Linked DNA regions of Homo sapiens: all the other regions are linked to region 7. Evidence: chromatin contacts called from ENCODE Hi-C or POLR2A ChIA-PET data. All regions are on one chromosome and are shown on one strand. The core of a region is the stretch at or near the end of the contact, and the rest is flanking DNA. Distances in the headings are between cores, read along the strand shown. Region 1 holds the start of TFAP2A-AS2 (TFAP2A antisense RNA 2). Region 2 holds the start of MAK (male germ cell associated kinase). Region 3 holds the start of SMIM13 (small integral membrane protein 13). Region 4 holds the start of C6orf52 (chromosome 6 open reading frame 52). Region 5 holds the start of NEDD9 (neural precursor cell expressed, developmentally down-regulated 9). Region 6 holds the start of GCNT2 (glucosaminyl (N-acetyl) transferase 2 (I blood group)). Region 7 holds the start of DEK (DEK proto-oncogene).

Region 1 (3,107 bases), core at 398-2,897, 7.9 Mb before region 7:
TTGATTTCCCAACTCTCTAAAGAAGAACCACAAACAAACACAGCCCCATCTCTAGGGTTTGAGGTATTGAGTTCAACTGATTCCTGTATATTTTCTCTGCTGTTACAATCACACCAATCCCAATGGGGTCTTTAAAACTGTCTTTGCAAGATATGCTGTTAGGTTGTTCCGAGTAACCAAAGTTATCATCACTCTCACGTTTCTTGCTCTGGCTCTAGCCCCAAAGGGAAATTCGTTTCGCCAACTGTTTACGTGCCATGTCACCAGCCTAACTGGAAATGTCAAAAGCTGATATCAGCCCTAAAAGTTTCACTGATTTCAGAGACAATGGAGGCAGTTCTAAACAGATGTCTAAATAGAATCCCATAATCAGAAAGTGGTTAAGATAAATTGTTTAAATAAAACAGCAAATTAATTAATTTCAGATTTTATTCCCTACTCAAGTGCTCTTTAATTGTGTGGATTAGATTATACTCCCCTAGGTAAACAGTCTCCAATATTGGGGATGGGGGAAGGGAAGGAAAAAGCAGAGGGCAAGGAAAAGATCTGTGTCAGTGAAAGACTACAAAGGGAAAGCAAAATGACTGTGCAGGAGGAAGAAAAGACTAGAATGGTTGATGTTAAACCCTTCCAAAAAATGATCTTTATAGGCTTTGTGCGGGATATAGCCACTAGAAAGGAACTGTGGGTCTATCAACACATAAGTAAATGAATAACAGTCAAAACAATGAAGTTCTCAGTATTATTAAAGAAGAGAAGAAACATTATCCGGGTAAGTTCAACACAAGCCCCACAACTCACAACGTGCAGTGGAATCCTAGGGGTAGGAAGCCCACAGCAGGGAGAAAACTGCCCTAAGGGAAGGTGCTTTACCTTGCTGACCCTTATAAAATCTTATCTACTAAATGAATCACTCAAACCTCGCAGGGGTGAGGTAAGAATCCCTGGCTATGTATGTAACAGATGCATTCCTTGGTAGTGACTACACACAATGCACGTAAACATGCTCGCACGCAGCCTGGCACACATCAGGGCCTCAGTAAATTGGGAATCATCATCATATGCAAACGCCTATAGTATGGGGGTCTGGAGATGACAGCGACCGGAAAGCATGGCGTGCGGACTCAAGAGGACAACCATTCTCTTCCTTTAGTTAAAAGCCATTCTATTAAAACCCTATACAAGGCACGACCGGTTACCCTCGGAGACCCTACTCAGAGAGGTAAGGCAAAGCGAGGAGCCTGAGAGGAACTTTTCCTGGGCTTGCAAGGTGTGCGCGAAGAGGGAAAAGGTGGCTGTACGGCGCCCCGCGGCTGCAGTGGCCGGGATTGAGCCCGCGGCGGAGCGAGCTGCGCTTGCGCGAGGAGGAGGGCGGAGCGGAGGACTCCGCGAGCGCGCGGCAGCGAACGAAGCGCGCACCAGAACTCGCTCGCGGGAAAGCAGCGGAGAGCGCAGGCGCGCGCCGCATCGCCCGCTCCCCCGCCCCCAGATCCCGCCCACTTGGCTCTACGCTCTTCTCCCCGCCCCCTTTCCTTTCCCGCGTAGGGAGGGCCGCGGCGCGAGGCCTGTTTGCGTCGCCGCCACCGCCCCGGCGCAAGCGCAGTGGTTCCCCCGGCCGCGGGGCGGGGCGGGCGGGGCCGTGCCGGGCCTCACCTCCGGAGCACTCCGCCCAGCAGCGACGCGTTGAGACACTCGGGTGGTGAGAGCCGCCGCTGCACTTCCGCCACCGTGACCTTGTACTTCGAGGTGGAGCTGAGGAGCGAGAGGCGACCCGGAACTGAACAGAAGACTTCGTTGGGGTTCACCACGCCGCCGAAGAGGTTGTCCTTGTTAATAGGGATGGCGGAGACGGCATTGCTGTTGGACTTGGACAGGGACACGGGGCCTGCGGAGACAGAGGGGAGGCCGCGTGTTGGGCGTCGTGGATCACCCCCAAATCCTGCCCGACCCCGGCCCTCATCCCGGCCAGGGCCGGATCCCAGGCTTTGGGCCACAGTCCCCGCTTTTCCGTCCGGCTCTGAAATTCTGTGGCTCTGCTACTTCCCTTCCTCGGGCTCGAGCCCTTCCCTACCTCACCCGGCGGCCGGGAGGCGGCCCTGCCCTCCCCCAGCCAGCCTGGCCTGCGTTTCTGCCTTGACCCTTTCCCCTTCGCCGTCAAGGGTGCTCTCTAGAGATGGGTGGTGAAATTGGTGACCCCTGAGGCGCTGAGCATCCGAGCGGAGTGGGCCCCAGATGAGGTCCAGGACCACGGGTTCAGGGTGCAGGGGAGGGAATTACATTTGCAAACCGAGAGCAAGTTACTTGTACTTCAGGGGTTTTGCTGGGTGGGGTTTTAGTGTCGGGGAAAAACTGCTTCAAAGACCCATTATTAAAATCAGCCGACAATTTAGATGGCTAAAGCACCCTGTAAACGAGCGTTTTAATTGAGGCACCACGCTGGGAAGTGGTGGATTTTGTTGTCCACACCACACGTCCCGTCTTTTTGATAAATAGGCCCTTTCCTATGTTCAATTTTGAAAACGTCTCAGTTTTGGAGATCCATTCCAAGGCCAGTTTTGAACTGCGGAGTGGGGAGGGAAGAACAGGCCTACAGTGGAATACTAGCAATGTGCCCTTTTGTTAAGTAAATACTTAACAGTCCTCTGCTAAAGCGCCTTTATTGGGAAAGTGGGTATATATACTTCCTAGTTAAAACCATAAGCTCTTTATTGCTGGACTCACCACTGTTAGAAAAAAAAAAAATAGAAGACCTGCAGAAAGTATACTAATGCATTACGTTTCTCAGCACCAGTGTAATTCAGATGCATTCACAACCATTTAAGTACAGTATGCATTGTATTTTAAAATTCCATTTGGAGACATCATATGCACACAATCTCATCACAGTGTTCCTTATGCGTTCTTTAATGGGGATATGCTAGAGGTATAGGGAGGTGGGGGGCTCTAGGTTTTGGATAGATCACTTGTGACATTAATAGCTCTGGGGAGGCTAATAGAGACAATAGGAGTTAAACGAACTCTTGAGAGATTACTAATAAAAGAGCCAATTATCATGTCGACTTGGAAAGAGCATCTCTTAAGATTTATCCCTTGCACATCTAATTTGA
Region 2 (3,294 bases), core at 226-2,725, 7.4 Mb before region 7:
AAATGAAGGGTAAAACAAGCGTCTGCCAAAAACTGAAGAGATAAGGCTTGGATGTCTTCAACGTGGCTTTCTAGAACATATTATGTCACTCCGAGGCTGGCTTAACGCTTCTAATACACAACAAAAGAGTAATTAACGTTTTAAAAGTCACCAAACTCTTTAAAAAGCAACGCAGGAAAAAAAGATCCCAAACTAACCAAGTCGAAGTTTTACAGAAATTAAATGAGCTATTACAATGGGAAAACAAAGACTGTATCTTAAAATATAAAAGCACAGTTCTCTGTGCTCATATTCACAAATTATTTCAAAGCTTATACACAAAAAAAGTCCACCCCGACGAAGAGATTAAACGTCCTGCCCGGTGCCTGCAGTGGAAGCAGGCGGTGGCGCGGTTGGGGGAACTTTCTCCCTCCCGGTCAAGCCTCGGGAATTGAAGGGCCGGGGAGGCGGGGCCCGATCGAAAAGCTGGAAAGTCACTTTTGTTTTCACCATTATTTCACTTAATGGGTTGTGTTTCTGAATAAATAAAGTCAGATAACTTTGGCTTCCCTCTTTGAGAATTCCGTTATCATTAGAACAAATGTCTGTTTCTTTTAAACGATTATCTAACCACATTTGCATACAGCTCTTTCCTTGTAGGATTGAGATTACTAACCACTAAAAACCAGTTTTATTGCTCTCGACACCGCACTCTCGACCTGTCCCTAAATTAAAACGGATTACTTGCAGAAAAGGGACAGTTTTCGTCACACACTTTCTGATCCGACTCTGCAAACCAGGGCTCTTAAAAGGCTCCAGGGACCGCGTGGTGGAAGGAGGGGGCGTCCCCGGGCGCCGGGAGTCCGGCGCCGTTGGGGGGGACGGGGGTGTGCGGAATTCCACTTTCACCTGAGCGTCCTTTGGGATGCACCAGCGAGGGCTGGAGTCGGACCTAATTCCTGTTTTTCTCCCTCCTTTTAGATTTTGCAACAGTTCTGAACTCAGTTCCGCTGCCTCCCTGAGACCCAATCCTGCCTCTCTGTCCTAAAAACAGTTTCCACCGCCAGCCCAAGCAGCAGGGGAGCAGAGGTGGGAGATCCCGGAGGAGAGTTTAGGGGCGGGGGTCTCAGGCTAAGGGACGCCCGGCCGTCATCCTCCCACGCCAGGCCGGCCCCCGCGGTCCAGGAGGCGGGAAAGTGGTCAAGAGGTCTGGGAGACACCGACCGCCTTCCCTCGGGCTGACCACTCCCGCCCGCTCCGCCCCTCCGGGGACCCTCCTCCCTCCAGTCCTTCCCCTACCGGCGTCAGGGACCGGTCTCCGGGCGGAGATTGGCCCTGGTAGCACAGGGCGCCGAGGGGACATGCCCGGCCAGCCTCGCAGGTCGGGCTCCGGCTGGGTCGGACAGAGGGTGGTGGCCCTGCAGCCCGCTGGGGATTACCTGTCCGCGCCTGCTGCTTACCTCGTTCGCTCCCTTGTGAAGCTCCGGCGTCTTGTGTGTTTCATCTCCTAGGAAACGGCGGGGGCAGCAGGCGGGCCTACGGCCGGCCCAGAGAGGGCGTGGCCTCGCGGGAAATCCCCGCCAATTCCCGCAGGCCCCGCCTTCCCCGGGGCGGGGCTTCATGGAGCCGGGGGACTGTCGGCTGAGCTGCAGCAAGTGTGCCATTTAGACTTGGGGTTTAGGGGAGTTGATTACCTTTTCAGTCAGGTCTTTGTCAGAAGTTGGTTTGTTTGCCCTTTATTTTGTTTTGGTTTTGTTCCGATTCATTCTACAAAGTCTTGATTAATTAAAATATGGTTCCCAGACCGGGCAGAGCAAGAGAAGGAAGTCTGTTTGCCTCATACTTGCACTTGTTTACTTGTGCCTGGGGAAAAACTGTTCTTGTATGCAGTTCCTTAAATTGGTCAATTCCTTGGGTATGTATTACCTCTTGAGCTGCCCTTCTAAGTTTGTTTCCATTTATTCATTCAGAGAACCTGCCTAGTATCAGCCACAGAGTTAGATAGTGGTAATTCCAAGAAAAATGACTGAATGTGTGAATAAATGGGTAAATTGTAACTAGTCTAGAATTTAGAGAGGAAGGCACACTTGTGTTACTGCAAATAGTTCAGATTGGCTGGCAAAAAGGGTCTACGAAACAGAAACATAAGTGATGAAGCAGTGGTGCGGCAAGTTAGTAATTATTAGGTGTCAGGATGTGGGCTTGGGACCAAGAATAGCGCCAAGGTAGACACGACAGACATGCCTGTGGCCCTCACAGCTTAAAGTGAAGTAGGCTTTCACGCGTATGTTTATGGCAGCACAATTCACAATTGCAAAGATGTGGAACCAATCTAAGTGCCCATTGACTAATGAGTGGATAAAGAAAATGTGGTATATATACACCATAGGCTGCTACTCAGTCACAAAAAAAGAATGAAATAATGTCTTTTGCAACAACTTGGAAGAGTGGGAGGTCCTTATTCTACGCAAAGTAATACAGGCGTGGAAAACCAAAAACTGTATGTTCTCACTTATAAGCAAAAGCCAAGCTATGAGTATGCAAAGGCATACACAGTGAAATAATGGACTTTGGAGACTCAGAAAGGGGAGGATGGGAGAGAGCCTAGGGATAAAAAAAACTATGCACTAGGTACCATATACACTACTCAGATGATGGGTGCACTAAAATCTCAGAATTCACCACTATATAATTCATCTATGTAACAAAAAACCACTTGTACCCCAAGAGCTATTGAAATAAACATTTAAAAACAGACGGGGCTCAGTGGCTCATGCCTGTAATCCCAGCACTTTGGGAGGCCCAGGTGAGTGGCTCACCTGAGGTCAGGAGTTCAAGACCAGCCTGGCCAACATGGTGAAACCCCATCTCTACTAAAAATACAAAAAATATCTGGGTGTGGTGGCACATGCCTGTAATCCCAGCTACTCGGGAGGCTGAGGCAGGAGAATCACTTGAACCCAGGAGGCAGAGGTTGCAGTGAGCGGAGAACGTGCCACTGCACTCCAGCCTGGGTGACTGAGCAAGACTCTGTCTCAAAATAATAATAATAATAAATGGCCAGGCGCGGTGGCTCATGCCTGTAATCCCAGCACTTTGGGAGGCCGAGGTGGGCGGATCACCTGAGGTCGGGAGTTTGAGACCAGTCTGACCAACCTGGAGAAACCCCATCTCTACTAAAATGCTAAAACTACAAAAAATTAGCCAGGCGTGGTGGCGCATGCCTGTAATCCCAGCTACTTGGGAGGCTGAGGTAGGAGAATAGCTTGAACCCAGGAGGCGGAGGTTGCAGTGAGCTGAGATCACACCATTGCA
Region 3 (2,943 bases), core at 252-2,751, 7.2 Mb before region 7:
TTTTTTTTTGATAAGAGTCTCTCTGTTGCCCAAGCTGGAGTGCAGTGGTGTGATCTCGGCACACTGCAACCTTGGCCTCCTGGGTTCAAGCGATTCTCCTGCCTCAGCCTCCTGAGTAGCTGGAATTACAGGCGCCCACCACTACCCCCGGCTAATTTTTGTATTTTTAGTAGAGACAGGGTTTCACCATGTTGGCCAGGCTGGTCTCGAACTCCTGACTTCAGGTGATCTGCTCGCCTTAGCCTCCCAAAGTGCTGGGATTACAGGCGTGAGCCACCTCGCCTAGCCCTGACGCGTATTTTCAACTGGCTTTTAATAAAATGTGTTTTAATTATGCAACATAATTGAACCACCCATGAAAAAAGCACACACTGATTTTTTGTAAATATATCTTAATTGCACTGGGTTCATTCTCTTCACAGGAATCTATATTAAATCTGTTGCAAAGCAAGTAATTATCCTTTAATGTATTTTTATACATGGTATTTGTTCCTAATGTTGCTTCTTAGGGAATACAGTTCACATAGTAGGGCAGCTGGGTATGGCAGGATACATTTATTAAATCAAGGGATTGCTGCTTAGAACTTTTGTGTTTGTTTTTGGAGACAGAAGACAGGAAACTGTAATTTTTAGAAGAGTAAAAAGGTATCTCAGGGAGCAAAAGAATCACAGGAAAACTCGAAGGCTCTGATTCCTTCTAAAAGAGGGACACATTTACCCTCTATTCTTCTGGGGGCACCTCTTTAACAAATGAATGTAATCTGGCGGAAGTGGGGAGTTTCAATTTTGGGTGGAGATACAGTAGTTGAGATTACTACAGTGTCTTGTTTCGTAGAGGTGTAAGCCAGTGCGGCAAAATCTCCAAGCTTGGTCTCAAGGAGGCAGCTGGGTCTAACTTACAACTCAGGCAGGTGATTTGAGGGCAGTGCAGCTGTCCTTAAGTCACCCGCGGGCCATTTCTGAAATGCTTTACTTACGAAAAGATAGAACATAACATCTGTTGCAGGGGGAAAATGAGATTTCGTGTCCTGACCCGCGTCTGCGGCAGGGACCTGAGTTCTTCCTCCAAGTCCCAAATAGCCAACCTTCGCCCCCGGCAACAGGGCTAGGTGCACGAGCAACCAGTTTTTCAGGCAGCCGCCTCCTCTTTCCTCTCTCGCCGTACTTCATCGATTACGGCTAGAAACAAAACGACTTTGTATACGGAGTAATGGTTGAAATCTCACTGGCGCCTCAGCAGGACGGGCAGCCAGATCCGCGGCTTTGGAGAAGGCCAGCCCACGGTCGTCCGACTGAGGCGACTTGAGCAAGACCAAAGGCAGAGCCGCCCGAGAATGAAAGCAGCGAAGCCCGAGTGGCGGTGCATTCTGGGAGTTGTAGTCCCTGCGAGACAACGCCGTCCCGACTCCACCAGGCTCTGCACTCCATCTCCCAGCCGACCCCGCGCCGCGGAGGAGGCGAGCTTGGTGATGAGCTGCCCCAGCGGTAGGGGGCCTGGGGCGGAGAAGCCGCTACAGCCGCGGCCGGGCGACGCTGACATCTGGCATCCCTGGGGTCTCAGAGACACGGGTGGACAGCGACGAGGGCCTTGTGGCCGCCGTGTGTACCCGTGCTTACCCTCTGTCCTCCCTACAGGCGCGCGGCGTCCGCCATGGAAGCGCATCCGACCGCTGGGGTCTCTGGGTGCCGCGGCCTCGGCTCTCCGGGGCGATGAGGGACTAGAGGCGCCCTGAGGCCCGCCTGCCTCCCGCGCTCTGGCCACCCCGGCGGGAAAAGGATCGGGCGGGCGGGCGGTCCCACAGTGCCCGCCTTTGCGCCGCCCCACCCCCTGGGGGCGCTGCCGAGGGGGCGCCAGCCGCCCATGCCGCCCCGGCGCCCAGCCGCGCCTGGCGCCCGCCGCTGAAGCGCAGGACGCGCCGCCGCCCGCGCTCACCGCCGTCCGCGCCAGCCGCCCCGAGCCGACTGCCCTTCTGCCCCCAAGATGTGGCACAGCGTCGGGCTGACTCTGCTTGTGTTCGTGGCCACGCTGCTGATCGTCCTGCTGCTGATGGTGTGCGGTGAGTGGGGGCGGTAGCCGCGAGGCAGTTCCACACGCCGGGTCGCTGATCTGCTGGGGTTTTTTTTGTTGTTTGTTTTTTTGAAAAAAACAAAAGGGCGTGGACGGACAATTGTCTTAAAATCAACTGTTGTCCCTTAGCCTCTAGGGCTGAGCGCAGAGGTGGGCCCTTTACTCATGGCCGGCCCTCGGGCATCCTGGGGAGGGAAAGGACAGGCTCCAGGGCTTCCTGCCTCTGAGTGAAACTCAGCCTTGCTTCACCGGCAGCGTCTGCTCTTTCATTCTCACCACAGGCTGCCCAGATTGTAACCTTGGCCTGCATTCGAAGGTGAAGTGATTGATTGGTCCTTTTTCATTTGCACAGATTCTGACCTTAATAATGAGAGGTGTCACCTTCGTTTCATCAGCGAGTGGGGTAGAGTTGGGTTTTCAGCACGCGTGAAATTGTTTACTTAGAGTTCAGCCTTAAACTCAATTCCAAGCAGAGATGTGGAGACCAGGCAGAGCTTAGAAACACCGGCTATATTAAACTTGCAGGGTCGGGTAACCTAACTCTCAGTTCTATAATAATGGTGCTATTTCGAATGCTGTGCGTATTTTCCTTCTTGGAATGAGAGGACGTTCAACTTTTTTCTTCAAATAATGGTAGCCCAATTTTAGATCTTTTTGATTTCTTTGTACATGTATAGTAGCTGATAACCACAGGTCTCTTAGCAAAGTGGCTAAGCAATTGTGAAAATCTAAAAAGTACGTAGAACACGTGTCAGTGAGTTTACACATATTTATAAGACTGAAGTATGGGTTCAGGTTGATGTAATAATGGGTCAGAATTCATACAGATACTATAGGGCTTGTTCATTACACGATAAATGTACAAATTAATACTT
Region 4 (3,161 bases), core at 249-2,748, 7.6 Mb before region 7:
CCCAGGCACGTTCCAGCTCACAGCCTGTTTAGCAAATCGGGTATCAGTTTAAGATTATGAGGTCCAGCCCCAGCCAACGGATGCAGGACACAGCAGTAAGGACAACCCAAAGGCGTAAGGGACAAATATGTCTGCTTTTCCTTTGTTCAGGAGTGCTCTCACCATCGTTCCATCTGCAATTGAGCACCCTTTCTGCATAAAGTAAAAATTGCCTTGCTGAGAGATCTTTTGTCTCCATGCTGACTTTTCTTCGTGTCACCAATTATCTATTTCTAACAATAACAAGGTCTTTTCTGCACTGCAGTGACAACCAAAGCATCCCAAATGAAATCATTTCTGCAAGACCCAAACTAGCCTCTATTAACACGTACTAACAATTCAGAACACCAGAGAAGAAAAGTTATTGGAAACAAAAGGGTCTAAGCGCTGAAGCACTGTATCGCACTTGAAATGGAGGCTGAAGATTTGAGAAGGATGGACTATGCATCTTGTTTACCAAATGACCTACTACGGTGTTTATGAGAACTATACGAACCAAGATTTACTCTGTTGGGAGCTTGTAGGAAAGCTGTAATGTCTAAGACATACCTGAATCTCTAAACCTTATTAAATAAAACTTTTTTTTTCTTTGAAAGGGGGCCTGGCTCGTCCCCCAGACTGGAATGCAGTGGAGCGATCTCGGCTCACTGCAGCCTCGACCTCCTGGGCTCAAGCAATCCTCCCACCTCAGCCTTCCGAGTTGCTGAGGCCACAGGCGGGCGTCGCCATGCTGGGCTAATTTATAACATTTTTGTAGAGACGGCATCAAAATATGTTGCTCAGGCTCACTTTGTTTTCCCAACTCTCAAATGAAGGCTCTGGCCGGGCGCTGTGGCTCACGCCTGCAATCCCAGCAACTTTGGGAGGTCGAGGCAAGCGGATCACCTGCGGTCGGGAGTTCAAAACCAGCCTAGCCAACATGGAGAAACCCTGTCTCTACTAAAAAATACAAAATTAGCCAGGCGTGGTGGCGTATGCCTGTAATCCCAGCTACTCGGGAGGCTGAGGCAGGAGAATTGCTTGAACCCGGGAGGCAGAGGTTGCGGTGAGCCGAAATCGCGCCACCGGACTCCAGCCTGGGCAAAAAGAGCGAAACTCCGTCTCAAAAAAAAAAAAAAAAAAATGAAGGCTCACTGCTCCCTCCCCAGGAGGTGCCGCAACCTTGGCCAATACAGCCCCAGAGTTAGACAAGCAGACAGAGAAAGTGTGCAGGGCTGGGGTTCTGGCCCGGGCAGACGGGAACGCGGACACATCTAGCACTCCGAGTCCGTCAAGGCAGCGCGAGCGCTGCGCCGCTGGAACAAGTCACCGCGAACCCTAATCCCACCCCTCCTTACCCTATTAACGACAGAAAGCCTCGTTCCGCTGGTCCCTGAACAAAAACTCCTACCCTACTAGTACACAGCCCACAACAATGCACGCTGCCGGCGCTACAGCCCCTAAGCAACCGGCCGGAAGTCGGCCCCACCTCCTCCTGATGTCACGGAAATGAAGGGCTTCGCAGAGGATGTCCCGCCCGCTCCCTTCAGACGGGCGTAGCTGGCACCTTCCTGAGATATGCCTGCTTGCCCCCGATTTTTTTCTCCTTGCAGTGAGAACCTCCTCATGTGGCATCTTTACTTATTCTCTTCTTGGAAAATCCATGTGACCTCCCCGCGCTTAAAGTGTTTCCACGTTACAGGCGACTTAAAGGCAGCCCTGGAGCCTGACGTATAATTCGAGCGCCGATGCAGAAAGGAGTCAGGTGTTTTTTTTTTTTTTTTTTTGGTTTCCGGTTCTGTCACCTCCAGGCTGAGCCGGGCTGGCGGAAGAGGCACGTGCGCTGCTGAATGGAGCTGGTCGCTGGTTGCTACGAGCAGGTCCTCTTTGGGTTCGCTGTACACCCGGAGCCCGAGGCTTGCGGCGACCACGAGGTGAGATACCGCGTAGTTAGAGACAGTCGGAGGCGGGGCCGGGAAGGTCGGGTTTGGTTCCTACACAGCAGAGGTGAACATTGGAGCGCCTGCTGTTCACTGGATGATTTGATGAATCAAACCTAAGAGACTTAAGAGAAAAGCTAACCTTTTAAACCGTAGAATGGACATTTTATCAAAATGAGGCAATATCTGCCTTTTCTAGTAGACAAAAGGTCCACGGGACACAAAGGAAACCGGCATTTCTGCATACGGACAAATGAGTCGTAGATTGTGGATTTAAGGATCGATCCCATAAGTTGACAGTATTCAGAATTTAATGAAAGAAGATCTCGCTCTTTTGCTGAATTTCTGCCCTGGAATTTTACAAATTACTAGAACTAGATTAGGATAAATCCCTTATAGGTAAAGCGATACCAATTCATTATTTGTTGGGAACTTATGGCGAGCTGGGCGGTGGAGATGCAAAGATGCTGGAGGTATGGATCTTGCCTTAGAGACGTTGCCTACATAAGGGGTGGAGGACTGAGGAGACGCATAGATGGAGAGAAATTACAGCAGAATATGATATTACTAGATGTGTGAATAGATAAAAAGGTCAAATAAATTATCAGTAGTCAAATAGGTAGATAGGACTATACTCACGACTAGGAATCCGACCTCCTAACATCTAGCTCACTTTTATTCTTGAAGCAATTCTAAGCATTTTCTAGAAAATTGAGTACAGTACTTCTTTATGAAGTCAAGGCGTCGGTCTTTAATTATCCAGAAAATTTGGAAGTATATCACTTGGCCTATTGCTTTCGTTTATTTTGTTTCCTACTCCAGTTATTTGCTCTTTGTCTTTGGCTGAAAAGTGATGTGTTTTGAATAGTCAAAGATGATGCTATTTAATTTTTTTTTTTTGTAGTGAAATTACTTAACTGTGTTCCAGACACACAGTAGTCCTCACAGCAACCCTCTGAGGAGGATGCAGTTATTCTCGTTTTGCAGATGAAGTACCAAAATGTTGGTCCTAGATAGGTTAAGTGACTGCTGAAGGACACACAGATAATAATTGACACAGCTGACCCCAAAATGTCAGGAGCCCCCGAGGGTCTCTGACATTTGAAACTCTTAACCATTACCCTATACTTCTACTAAATCTAAGCAATAGCCTAGATAACCTACATTATGTGAATTTTAAAAGGTTATTATTTGATTTAAGGC
Region 5 (3,148 bases), core at 435-2,934, 7.0 Mb before region 7:
GACATATGAACATACTTTCTCTTTTTTCTGCAAGCCAGTTCTTATTCAACAACAGGGAAAGGAGGAGCAAAAAAGTCACTCCAGGCTGAGTAATATCTGGTCCTATCATTGTTCTAAATAAGGAAATATGGGGTGAGCCACTTTAAGGAAGATAACTTTCCTGCCAAGTAGAGGGATTTGTTTCTGGTTGCATCCTAAAGTCAAATATTAATAGTCTTCAGGATGACCCTTTCCTCTGATCTTCCCTACTGATGAAGATAATAGAAAGCTGATGAAACAGAAATAGCTGATACCTGTGTCTTCAGACAGTGGTAACGTAGGCATTACTATAAAGACTTTTGACATTTAGACTTAAAGCTTTTGAATAAGATTCATAGTTTTTGAACAAAAGCTTTATTACTGAGGCTAGTCAGTGGCTATCAGTTAGACCAAGTATTTACAACCTTACATCAAAAAAGGATGGACCAGAAAAATTTAGAAAAAAAGCGAAGTAGCTTCCAGCTAGTGTACAGTTAATATAAATTGTCAATCCACAAGCCTAGCACCCTTGCCCAAATCCATCTTAATAATAACACTTTTGTTTAAAATAGCATAAAATAAAATAGTAGCACTAGCACTCATGTCTATTCATCATTCAAGAAAAATTCATGTCCAATTCATTGCAGTCTGCTTTCTTTGTGTCCCCTGGAAGCTGCTTGCCTCCTTAGATGGGAGTGACTTAAAAGAAAAAGGGGAGGGGGGAATATACGGAGCAAGTCAAAAATCCTTTTGGCAAGAAAAATCCACAAACAATGGTGTAAAATGCATTGGAAAATAATGCTGCTGAAGTACTATGACTATGACACTCTGTAAGCTTTCAGGCACAATGAGCCAGCCTGAGCCTTCGCACTCTCACCCCATTCAAACTCCAATAAAAATGTTTTCAAGAAATGGCTCATACTTATTTATTCCTACATCCAATATAACATAAGGATGTCAAAATTTTCCATCCTCAGCTGTGTAATCTGGGCTTTTAATTTCTCCCACCAAAAGTGCATATGGCATACTCCTTCCGAGACCAAACGATTAAAGCAAAGTCTGGAAAACTTTGCACTAAGAGCCAGTCTGAGACAGACTATGCAGTCCTCATTCCTCTCATTACAGTTCCCCAGGGCAGTGGAAGCCAGGCCTGGGGAAGCCAAGGAGACTTGAGCCAATGCCTGCCGCGATTCAAGTCAGACACCCTCTGATCTCCAGTGGCTGCTGTGAAGCGGCTCCAAGTCTTAACTTCTCACCGAGGTATTTCCCCGGCAACTTTCAGAGCAGATGGACTCGGGTGTACTGTGAACCCCTGGAGTGGGTCTCAAAGACCGGGTCTCTGCTTGCTTGTCTGCTTGCATGTCAACCTCAGTGACCGAGACTCATCTTAGAACTCTCCGGGACACACAAGGGACTGACAGTAAGGAACACGCATACACAAGCACACACCCGCAGGCACAGCTTTCAGCTTGCAAGGTAACCTGTAAAAGGCACTCTCTTACCTTATACTTCATTTCGGCAGCGGTGGGTTGAGCCGTTTTCCTACACTAGTTAAGACAGCATTAAGCACTGCGGTGCCCGCCCCTCCATTGAGTGCAGCGCTAGATGAAAGCGAGAAGGTCCCGGGCAGAGCCGCTTGTCAGTCGCAGCGCCTCCCTCAAGTCTCTGAGCTCACTGTTGTGACTGAGGCAGGCTGATCGCGGACCTCATTTGCATGCCGCCCCGCCATTGGCTAGTGGGACAAGGTAATGCTCAGGCCCTGCCCACCCCTAATTCTGAAAAACTGACAAAGAACTTGTAATGTGATCGCTTCTTTTTGCTTTATCAGACGGTGGAAAATAAAACAGAAAGTGGGGAACCGTCCTGAACCTTACTCTGTCCTCCCGCCCCCGCCAAAAAAGAAGACAGAAAGAGAAAGAACAGGAAAAGGAGATACATTCTTTTTAAGATTAACCCAAATTTTAAAGAAACTGAATTCACAAAAGCAGTCTGACAGTCGCGCTTCCTGTGACCTAGCAACTCCTTCATAAACCCATTTCGTTTCAAAGCCATTCACCTCACAATCTCTACATGAAACGAACTCCGGGAACAAAAGGTTTTCTGTCTCCGGGCCCCTTTTTACTAACCACCCCTGCTGATACCTCTCTCTCTCTCTGTCCCTTTTTCTTTCCCCCTCCTCCCGCCTACTTTTTGTGTGTGTGTGACTGTTTGCTTTTTTTGTTCTTTTCAACGTTCAAAGTACTTTGCGATGTCAGTCTGCAAGGAGCTGGAAGACAATTCTCCCTTAGTGAAAAGGAACCCTCTAGCACACGCACCAGCGTTTTCCTGGACAGCTTCTCACCAGGGCCTCAGAGTTGCGGGTCACACATATTGAGCGACCTTCAGTGGCTTTGCTGAGGATAAAGGTTAGATGTGACCTCTCGGATGGGGTTGGCCAGTGCACGCCCTATACATCATCACCGTCCACTGAGTTCTGTGTTCTTTGACGGCTGGCATTTCTAGCTCCAGCTTTGAACACTGCAGTGTTTTTCCTTCTGACCTCTGTCCTGAGGATGACCCATTAACCCACCAACACTTATTATCCAGGAGAACGAAAATGCCCACTGTTTGATGAGCCTGGTTAAAAAGACCAGTCTCTCTCCAGCGAAGCACAGAACATAATTTCTATAAAGGTTCCATTTTAGGATTTCTATAGAGAAAGAGAATCACCCAGAAAACAGAAATGGTCACCTTCTGCAACTCTTCTCACGGACAGAGCAGTGAGGCGAAAAATTCCTTTTTCCCGGGCAAGACTGAGACTCGGTGAATCCAGACAATAGCTGTCCCTGAGTGGGATGCACTCCAACCAGACTACATGACTTGGATGGAAAAATCAGCCCTTATTTTTTTTTTTCCTGACCAAGTTGGATCAGAATCTGATTCCCTTCGCGTCTAACACACAAATTCCCAATGGATGAAAACTCTACTTTTATGATCTAAGCAAAAGGAATGAGAGAACAGCTGTCCTACAAAAGTGGTTTCCAGATACAGGGTTGGCAGGTTAGTTTGCAGTTCAGTGTGGCACTGATTCCAGGGACATGACCCCCCAGGCCATCCTAATGAGGTTGACATACCTGTTCCAGCCTGTATT
Region 6 (3,390 bases), core at 116-2,615, 7.7 Mb before region 7:
TTTGGGCCGGGTGTGGTGGCTCACGCCTGTAATCCTAGCACTTTGGGAGGCCAAGAGGGGTGGATCACTTGAGTCCAGGAGTTCAAGATCATCCTGGTCAACATGGTGAAACCCTTTCTGTACTAAAAATACAAAAATTACCCGGGCATAGTGGTGGATGCCTGTAGTCCCAGCTACTCAGGAGGCTGAGGCAGGAGAATTGCTTGAACCTGGGAGGCAGAGGGTGCAGTGAGCTGAGATTGTGACACTGCACTGGGTGACAGAGCAAGGCTCTGTCACAAAAAAAAAAAAAAAAAAAAAAAGTTGATTTGCTATTTCTTCAGTTTATCCTGGCTTTATGACTGGAAAAAAATTTTTTTTAACTCAGTTGGATTTTTTCTTTTTTTTTTTTTTTTTTTAAGTTGATGTCTCACTATGTTGCCCAGGCTGGTCTCAGAATTCCTGGGCTCAAACAACCCTCCCGCCTCAGCCTCCCTAGTAGCTGAAACTGCAGGTGCACACCACCATACCCTGCTTTATCCCCACTGAATTTTATAAGCTGCTTCTGACTGCAAAGTGTTTGGCAGAAGAGAGGGATATGGCTAAATGCACGGTATGACTAGCTTGTTTCCTGGGACAGGAATCAGTTCATTCCTGAAAGGGTATGTAAAGAGCCCGTTTGCCTGGCCTAGGAAAAGCCAGAGGTTCAGAGAGAGGAAGTGACTTGCTCAAGATATACAGCTTGCATTAGAGAGGAGAGAACTTGCCTTCTGAAAATGCCCAGGGCATTTTCTACTAAATTCTGCTGCCACCTTAGGATTCCCCTTCCCCAGTGTGGGTAGCATTTGAGCAGAACACATATCTAAATCTGTTAGAGGTTACCCTGGGGCAGAGACTATAAGATTTCCTACCAATAACTAAACATAAGAGTGGAACCTTAAACACGAGGGGTCTGTGAGGGAATCCAAAACTTCCCCTCTTGAAAAAGCAGCCTCTAAGGGGGCAAAATGGAGGGTAGTCTTAGGAAAACACCCAAATAATTATCCTGAGGTCTATCTTGGAGTGTCCTCATGAAAAACCCAGTTACACCCAGGGCAGTTACCTTTCTGAGCGGTTTCTTATAACATTCCTGGAGTGGAAAGTGATCAACTCAAAGCCCTCCAGGACTCTAGAGGCAGGGGATGAGCTGGTGTCAGGTAGCACCTGGTATCCAGCAGCTTAAAAAATCCAGACTCTAGGCAGGCTCTCTGTAGACGTGTGTTCTCCTGTCTCAGACTCTTAGGGCAGGCCTTGGGGGTGGGACTGAAAGCAAACAGACCTTCCCACTTTCACATTCCAGCCTCTGTTATTCCACTTAAAACGCTAGGGTTAAACTGCGTTTACCTTAAACAGGCTTACTGTGTTCACTGCTGGACGCCTCTGGGCAATCTTACCCTCCTGGGAACTGAGAGAGGTAGGTGGAGGTCAGCGTGCTGGGAAACTGGTGGAGGGAGGAAACTGCGGGGAGCTGGTCTTCTCGTGTTACCTCTGTTAAATCGCTGACAGCAGTTTAAGGTCCAATAGGCTGGTACTCAAATGGGCTGCGTGGATGTTTTATATTTCCAGAACCTAGCACAGTGCCGGGCATAAAGTAAGTACACCAAAAAATGTTGAATGAGTCATTTGGTCATGAGATTTCTGTTTTCAAAGGTTTTTTTTTTTTCAAAGAATAGCATGTTTGTATGTTGTTTCATTACATGATGGGCCTACTGGGCACGAGGGTTTTCCATCTGTCTCTAAATCATTAGTATCCTTCTGTATCTCAGTTACAACTTTTAACTTTGTAGGAAAGAACAACGTTCACTTCAGACTTAATGGTTTATGTTTCTCAGTTCCTTCAGGCAAGGGAAAATGTTTCCAGAATTTGATAAGGTACTTGGTACTGTCTGGCATTTAAATTTTTTTTTTTTTTTCCAGACATAGTCTCACTCTGTCACCCAGGCGAGAGTACGGTGGTGCGATCTCAGCTTACTGCAACCCCCACCTCCTGGGTCCTGCCTCAGCCTCCTGAGTAGCTGGGACTACAGGCATGCACAACCAAGCCCGGCTAATTTTTGTATCTTTAGTAGAGATGGGGTTTCATCATGTTGGCCAGGCTGGTCTCAAACTCCTGACTCCATGTGATCCACCTGCCTCAGCCTCCTGAAGTGCTGGGATTACAGGCGTGAGCCACCGTCCACAGCCTGAAATGTATTTTATTTAATTAGTTGCTGTGAGGTATGAACATTCCTGTGAGGTATGAACCTCATTTGATAATAGGTAAAATTGAAAATGAAGCTCTGGGCCATGTAGAAAAGTAGTAGATCCATATTGCCATTCTATGAAAACCCATCTTCTGATATTAAAGACAGGTCTACTAAGTAAATTCAGGTTTTGCCAAACTCAAAGCTACTTTTCTGTTTTCCTTATTTTTAAATGTAGGCCTTTGAGAGTCGTCACTTGTAAATAGTCTTTCTGCACCTGGTAGTAGATTGGCCAAATAGAGGGTAGTTACCTGTAGGCTGTGGTTTTCCAGAAGAAATAGGGAGACTGTAATCCCAGGCCCTGGGGACCCTACAGCGTAAAGGATCTGTTTCTTTGCACTCTGTTCTGATTGAACAGCATATTGCAATTATCGGAAGAAGGGAGGCTATATTCTTTCATGTAATTATTCTTAGTGATCAGAAGCTTGAGGTCTCCCTTGTGGAAGTATTCTACCTATGGCAGTAATTTTTGGTTCCTGTAACTTCAAAATCCTATCAAGGACTTTCTGAGCGATAGAGGTCGGGAGGGTAAGAGCAAAACTCCATCCAGAAAGGTGAAAACAACAAACAAAGCCTCGGGCACGGAGATTGGGCTGCTGTTCTAGCTTCTCATAATATCCCATTTATAGAATACACTCAATCCTCAACTCCAGGGTAACTTTCTGCAACAGTAAAATTAGACTTAAAACGAATGAGGTTCTCCAGCTCTGGCTTCTCCCGGAGACCCTGGCTTGGAAAGCCTGGAGTTGTCAGATATCTTTTCATGTGCAAACGCAGGCGGAAAGTGCCTTTAAGGCCTCGACTCCGCCTAGTAACTGAGCTGCTATTTAACTTTGCTCAGTCTTGCATTGCCTCAAAGTTATTTGACTGAGCTTGAAAAGACCAGCTTTCAGCCAGGCGCGGTGTGGCTCATGACTGTAATCCCAGCACTTTGGGAGGCCGAGTCAGGCGGATCACCTGAGATCAGGAGTTCGAGACCAGCCTACCAGCATGGTGAAACCCCATCTCTACTAAAAAGAAAATACAAAAATTAGCCGGGTGTGGTGGCACATGCCTGTAACCCCAGCTGCTCGGGAGGCTGAGGCAGGAGAATTGCTTAAACCCGGGAGGCAGAGGCTTCAGTGAGCCG
Region 7 (2,982 bases), core at 45-2,544:
GTGCTGGGCTCACATTTAACTTTCTTTCAGAGTTCACTTTCTTCATTTTTAACTACTTTCTCAAGTAGCAACAGCTTTCACCGCTGTTTGCCAGGGAGGGAAACTTTTTGGTAAATGTAAAAATATTCGAAAGTATTCAAATACTTCCGGGTCTAGCCTTATAACTTCAGTCTTAACGGGCTGCACCAAGACCTTACAATAACTTCAAAAGGCAAAAGATGTGTAATGAAAAGGACAAAATTAGAACATCCACTTAGCAACTTCAAAGGTGCACACACACAGGTAAAAAAAAAAATCAAATCCAAGACCTACAAACTTCCCGTCAAATGATGAAATGTTAACGAACGTTTAGAGCGGACGAGAAGTCGGCTGCACTCCAATACATCTCTACCACGCTAACAAATACTTTAAAAACCGGAATACACAAAGTCAATTCTACGCCATCGCTCAAAACAAAAGCAGATAAATTGTGCACACATTCTCGCTGAAAATCACTCCGACTTCACGCCTCTAAACACCAAAAGAGCAAGAAAACTGTTTCCTGGGTGAAAAATACAAAAAAACTTCGGTCTGAAAAATTCATCAGTTGGGATGCGACTCCCCCCACCTTTTTCCTCCTCCTCCTCCTCCTCGTCGTCCTCGTCCTCTTCCTCCTCGCTCTCCTCTCTGGGACCGGGCATTTCGGGTTCTTTCTCGGACGCGGGCTGGGTGGGGGTTCCCTCCCCCTCCGCAGCAGGGGCCGAGGCGGACATGCTGTGAACCTGCATGCGGGAAGAAAGCCGGACGTCTCGGTCCTCCTACTCCCGCAGGCAGGACCGGGCGGCCACCCTGAATGATGCTACCCTTCCCGCGGGACACCTGCCCTGAAAGTTGCCTCCTCCCATAGCCGGGACCGCAGCGCTCAGTCCCCAGGGGCGGCTTCCCTCCCGCTCCGCCGCCGCCGTCCAGGGATTCCCGAGGCGGGAAACCGCGCCCGCTGCCCCGCGTGCGCGCGCGCCCGCCCGGCCTGCGCTGTTCCCGGCCCGGCCCGAGCTGCCGGCCCTCCACGTCCCCTCCCCCGCCCCAGGCCGCCGTCCAAATGGCCGCGTCCCTCCCCCGTCGGCCGCGGCAGGGGCGACCGGGCCTCCGGCGTCCCGAAGCAGCCCTTACCGCGGATTTCGGCCGCCGCGGGCCTGGCACGCGAGGGCACGAGGAGGTTCTGGGAGGCGGCGGCGGCCGACGCCGAGGAGAAGGCGCGCGGGCCGCTGTCTGGCGTGACGCTCGCGCCGCGCGCTCGGCTCCCCAGAATCAACAAGATTTTCAAAATGGCGGTTCGGGAAGGAGAGCGGGAATGCGGCGACCAATCAGGGCCGCGAGCTGGGAGTTGGCGGGCGCGGGGCGGGGGAGGCGGGGCGGCCGGGTGCCTCCGCGGGAAGCTCGGGCGGGCGGGACCGCGAGGGGTCGCCTCGGCCGCGGGCGGAGGGATGCGCGCGCGGGGCTCTCCCCGGCTGCGCCTGGAGTGTGGTCGGCGCTCGGGCCCCGGAGTGCGGGCGGGCTGTGTCCCGCGGGGCGGGCGGGAGCGGGAGGCGAGGCGGCCTGGCAGCGCGGAACGGAAGGACGCTAGGGGGCCTGCGTGTTTATTGTTTCCACGGTCGCTTCCTGGAAAAGATGATGAGCAGTCCCGGGCCGCGGAGGGGCGCGGCGGGCGCGGTAAAGAAGTTTAGAGATCTCCGAAGTCGCTATCGACAGTGTTACTCTGAGGCGGAGGAGAATTAATCAGCGGTCTCATCAATGCTCCAGAAATCATGCTGGGTGATAGATAACTCCCAAATCTGTATTTCTGAGGACCGCATCGCTTGTAAGGTGCACCGAAAGGAAAAAGATCCTACCTGCCACGTTAAAGGTTCACATAGCCAGCCACATAGATTTACACCCCTGTAAATATAAGGGGAGAGGCTCCCTCCCACCCCATTCCTTCTCCTCTCCTCTCTCACACACACTCTCTGTTTTATAATAGAGGAAATATGTTATTTGGCCGGGTCCAGACCCTTCTCCCAGAGTTCTAGGTCATCTATGCAGATGCTTTTTACACATTCAACACTGCAGACACTCAAAGCAGTATCTTCCCTGCTCAATGCTGCCTTCTTTTGTATGTGATTTCCTTTATTTTCTCCCAACTCTTCAACCACTAGCTCACCTGAAGGATCCTTGTACTCAGTGGACTTAATAGAAATGTGATCAGTGAAATTTGCCTGGACTCTGGGTTGCAGGACAAAAATTAGACATTTCCTTTGAATCTTCCCTTTTCCTTTTGTTCCCCTTCCAAAACATACGCGAATAGTGTCATTTCTACCCTCAAACGGTATGCCATTTTCCACACTATTTATCCCACTCAAATCCTATCCACACTCCACAGCTCATCTCTCCTTCTTGCTGCCTGCAACGTGGTTGGGAGTGGGGGGTTGTGTTTCACCCCTATTTGTGTTACAGCTCTTTCAATCCTACCATTTGGCAGGTCCTGAGTTCTGGTCCTGTGTCCAGGAAGAGTGAGGCACGCAAACAACTGGAGGGTGAGCAAGGTGGACAGGAGCTTCACTGAGGGACAGAACAGCTCTCCTGAGACCTGAAGTGGGTTGCTCCTTTCTGCAGGGGGGTTGTCCCGACTAGCGTCCTGCCCTCAGTGGAGAGGAGACCCATAGTGGGCAGCTCCTTTCTGCAGGCAGGTGGTCCTGACGAGTTGAGGAGACCAAAGTGGGTAGCTCCTTCCTGCAGCTGGTAGGCCTGAGCGCTGGCTGAGTCTGGGGTTTTTATGGGCTCAGAAGGGAGGAAGTGTGTGCTGATTGGCCCATGGGTGGGCCCAGAAAAAGCACCACTAGTTTTCACTCTGGGCTGCAGACTCTACCTGGAACTGGCCACCAGGCCCCCCAGGCTTCAGGCCATCCCTGGCTTGAAGGTGGGCAGGGACCTACCCCTTTCCCCCCAGGAACGTGTCTGCCTCCCACC

Evidence for each region. Hi-C counts contacts between places; a loop is a spot of excess contacts on that map. ChIA-PET counts read pairs that join two places held with the same protein, here RNA polymerase II (POLR2A). Pooled maps may share reads with other maps.
Region 1: a map of naive thymus-derived CD4-positive, alpha-beta T cell shows a loop between it and region 7 (21-fold over the local background). The contact joins the promoter of TFAP2A-AS2 here to the promoter of DEK in region 7. A Hi-C loop is called at or near these places in 2 of 168 maps with a recorded cell type or tissue (both naive thymus-derived CD4-positive, alpha-beta T cell) and 7 of 50 pooled maps. POLR2A ChIA-PET finds 5 or more read pairs at or near these places in 1 of 52 experiments (BJ).
Region 2: a loop to region 7 is called in a map of naive thymus-derived CD4-positive, alpha-beta T cell, with 12 times the contacts of the local background. The contact joins the promoter of MAK here to the promoter of DEK in region 7. A Hi-C loop is called at or near these places in 1 of 168 maps with a recorded cell type or tissue (naive thymus-derived CD4-positive, alpha-beta T cell), 1 of 37 single-sample maps with no recorded cell type and 6 of 50 pooled maps.
Region 3: a map of naive thymus-derived CD4-positive, alpha-beta T cell shows a loop between it and region 7 (17-fold over the local background). The contact joins the promoter of SMIM13 here to the promoter of DEK in region 7. A Hi-C loop is called at or near these places in 2 of 168 maps with a recorded cell type or tissue (both naive thymus-derived CD4-positive, alpha-beta T cell) and 8 of 50 pooled maps. POLR2A ChIA-PET finds 5 or more read pairs at or near these places in 1 of 52 experiments (activated CD4-positive, alpha-beta T cell).
Region 4: a loop to region 7 is called in a map of CD4-positive, alpha-beta memory T cell, with 16 times the contacts of the local background. The contact joins the promoter of C6orf52 here to the promoter of DEK in region 7. A Hi-C loop is called at or near these places in 1 of 168 maps with a recorded cell type or tissue (CD4-positive, alpha-beta memory T cell) and 9 of 50 pooled maps. POLR2A ChIA-PET finds 5 or more read pairs at or near these places in 1 of 52 experiments (T-cell).
Region 5: a map of naive thymus-derived CD4-positive, alpha-beta T cell shows a loop between it and region 7 (10-fold over the local background). The contact joins the promoter of NEDD9 here to the promoter of DEK in region 7. A Hi-C loop is called at or near these places in 1 of 168 maps with a recorded cell type or tissue (naive thymus-derived CD4-positive, alpha-beta T cell) and 5 of 50 pooled maps. POLR2A ChIA-PET finds 5 or more read pairs at or near these places in 1 of 52 experiments (GM12878).
Region 6: a map with no recorded cell type shows a loop between it and region 7 (4-fold over the local background). The contact joins the promoter of GCNT2 here to the promoter of DEK in region 7. A Hi-C loop is called at or near these places in 6 of 37 single-sample maps with no recorded cell type and 3 of 50 pooled maps. POLR2A ChIA-PET finds 5 or more read pairs at or near these places in 1 of 52 experiments (activated B cell).

Annotation. Positions count from the first base shown.
Region 1 is chr6:10,402,855-10,405,961 of GRCh38, forward strand. TFAP2A-AS2 (TFAP2A antisense RNA 2) reads left to right here and starts at 1,648. Exons shown (of 1, transcript NR_145448.1): 1 at 1,648-3,107. It overlaps TFAP2A (transcription factor AP-2 alpha), which reads right to left. Exons shown (of 7, transcript NM_001372066.1): 4 at 1,654-1,885. RefSeq lists enhancers at 190-1,389, 1,302-1,596, 1,392-2,009, 1,820-1,929 and a silencer at 1,310-1,689.
Region 2 is chr6:10,837,064-10,840,357 of GRCh38, forward strand. MAK (male germ cell associated kinase) reads right to left here and starts at 1,476. Exons shown (of 15, transcript NM_001242957.3): 1 at 1,440-1,476. RefSeq lists a silencer at 1,539-1,668 and enhancers at 1,889-1,948, 1,999-2,158.
Region 3 is chr6:11,092,333-11,095,275 of GRCh38, forward strand. SMIM13 (small integral membrane protein 13) reads left to right here and starts at 1,502. Exons shown (of 2, transcript NM_001135575.2): 1 at 1,502-2,057. The coding sequence starts at 1,982. RefSeq lists enhancers at 1,109-1,649, 1,192-1,401, 1,650-2,191, 2,072-2,191 and a silencer at 1,662-1,971.
Region 4 is chr6:10,693,118-10,696,278 of GRCh38, forward strand. It overlaps C6orf52 (chromosome 6 open reading frame 52), which reads right to left and starts at 1,499. Exons shown (of 5, transcript NM_001145020.3): 1 at 1,377-1,499. It overlaps PAK1IP1 (PAK1 interacting protein 1), which reads left to right and starts at 1,855. Exons shown (of 10, transcript NM_017906.3): 1 at 1,855-1,952. The coding sequence starts at 1,869. RefSeq lists enhancers at 1,413-1,462, 1,471-2,073, 1,503-1,882.
Region 5 is chr6:11,230,984-11,234,131 of GRCh38, forward strand. It overlaps NEDD9 (neural precursor cell expressed, developmentally down-regulated 9), which reads right to left and starts at 1,685. Exons shown (of 7, transcript NM_006403.4): 1 at 1,521-1,685. The coding sequence starts at 1,532. RefSeq lists silencers at 1,193-1,242, 1,723-1,772.
Region 6 is chr6:10,519,986-10,523,375 of GRCh38, forward strand. It overlaps GCNT2 (glucosaminyl (N-acetyl) transferase 2 (I blood group)), which reads left to right and starts at 1,366. Exons shown (of 5, transcript NM_145649.5): 1 at 1,366-1,432. LOC101928146 (a long non-coding RNA gene) reads right to left here and starts at 1,421. Exons shown (of 3, transcript XR_001743961.2): 1 at 1,363-1,421. RefSeq lists an enhancer at 1,653-1,712.
Region 7 is chr6:18,263,236-18,266,217 of GRCh38, forward strand. DEK (DEK proto-oncogene) reads right to left here and starts at 1,295. Exons shown (of 11, transcript NM_003472.4): 1 at 1,150-1,295; 2 at 608-761. The coding sequence starts at 752. It overlaps LOC124901270 (a long non-coding RNA gene), which reads left to right and starts at 1,297. Exons shown (of 2, transcript XR_007059486.1): 1 at 1,297-1,842; 2 at 2,495-2,982. RefSeq lists an enhancer at 419-970 and silencers at 856-915, 976-1,335, 1,376-1,655.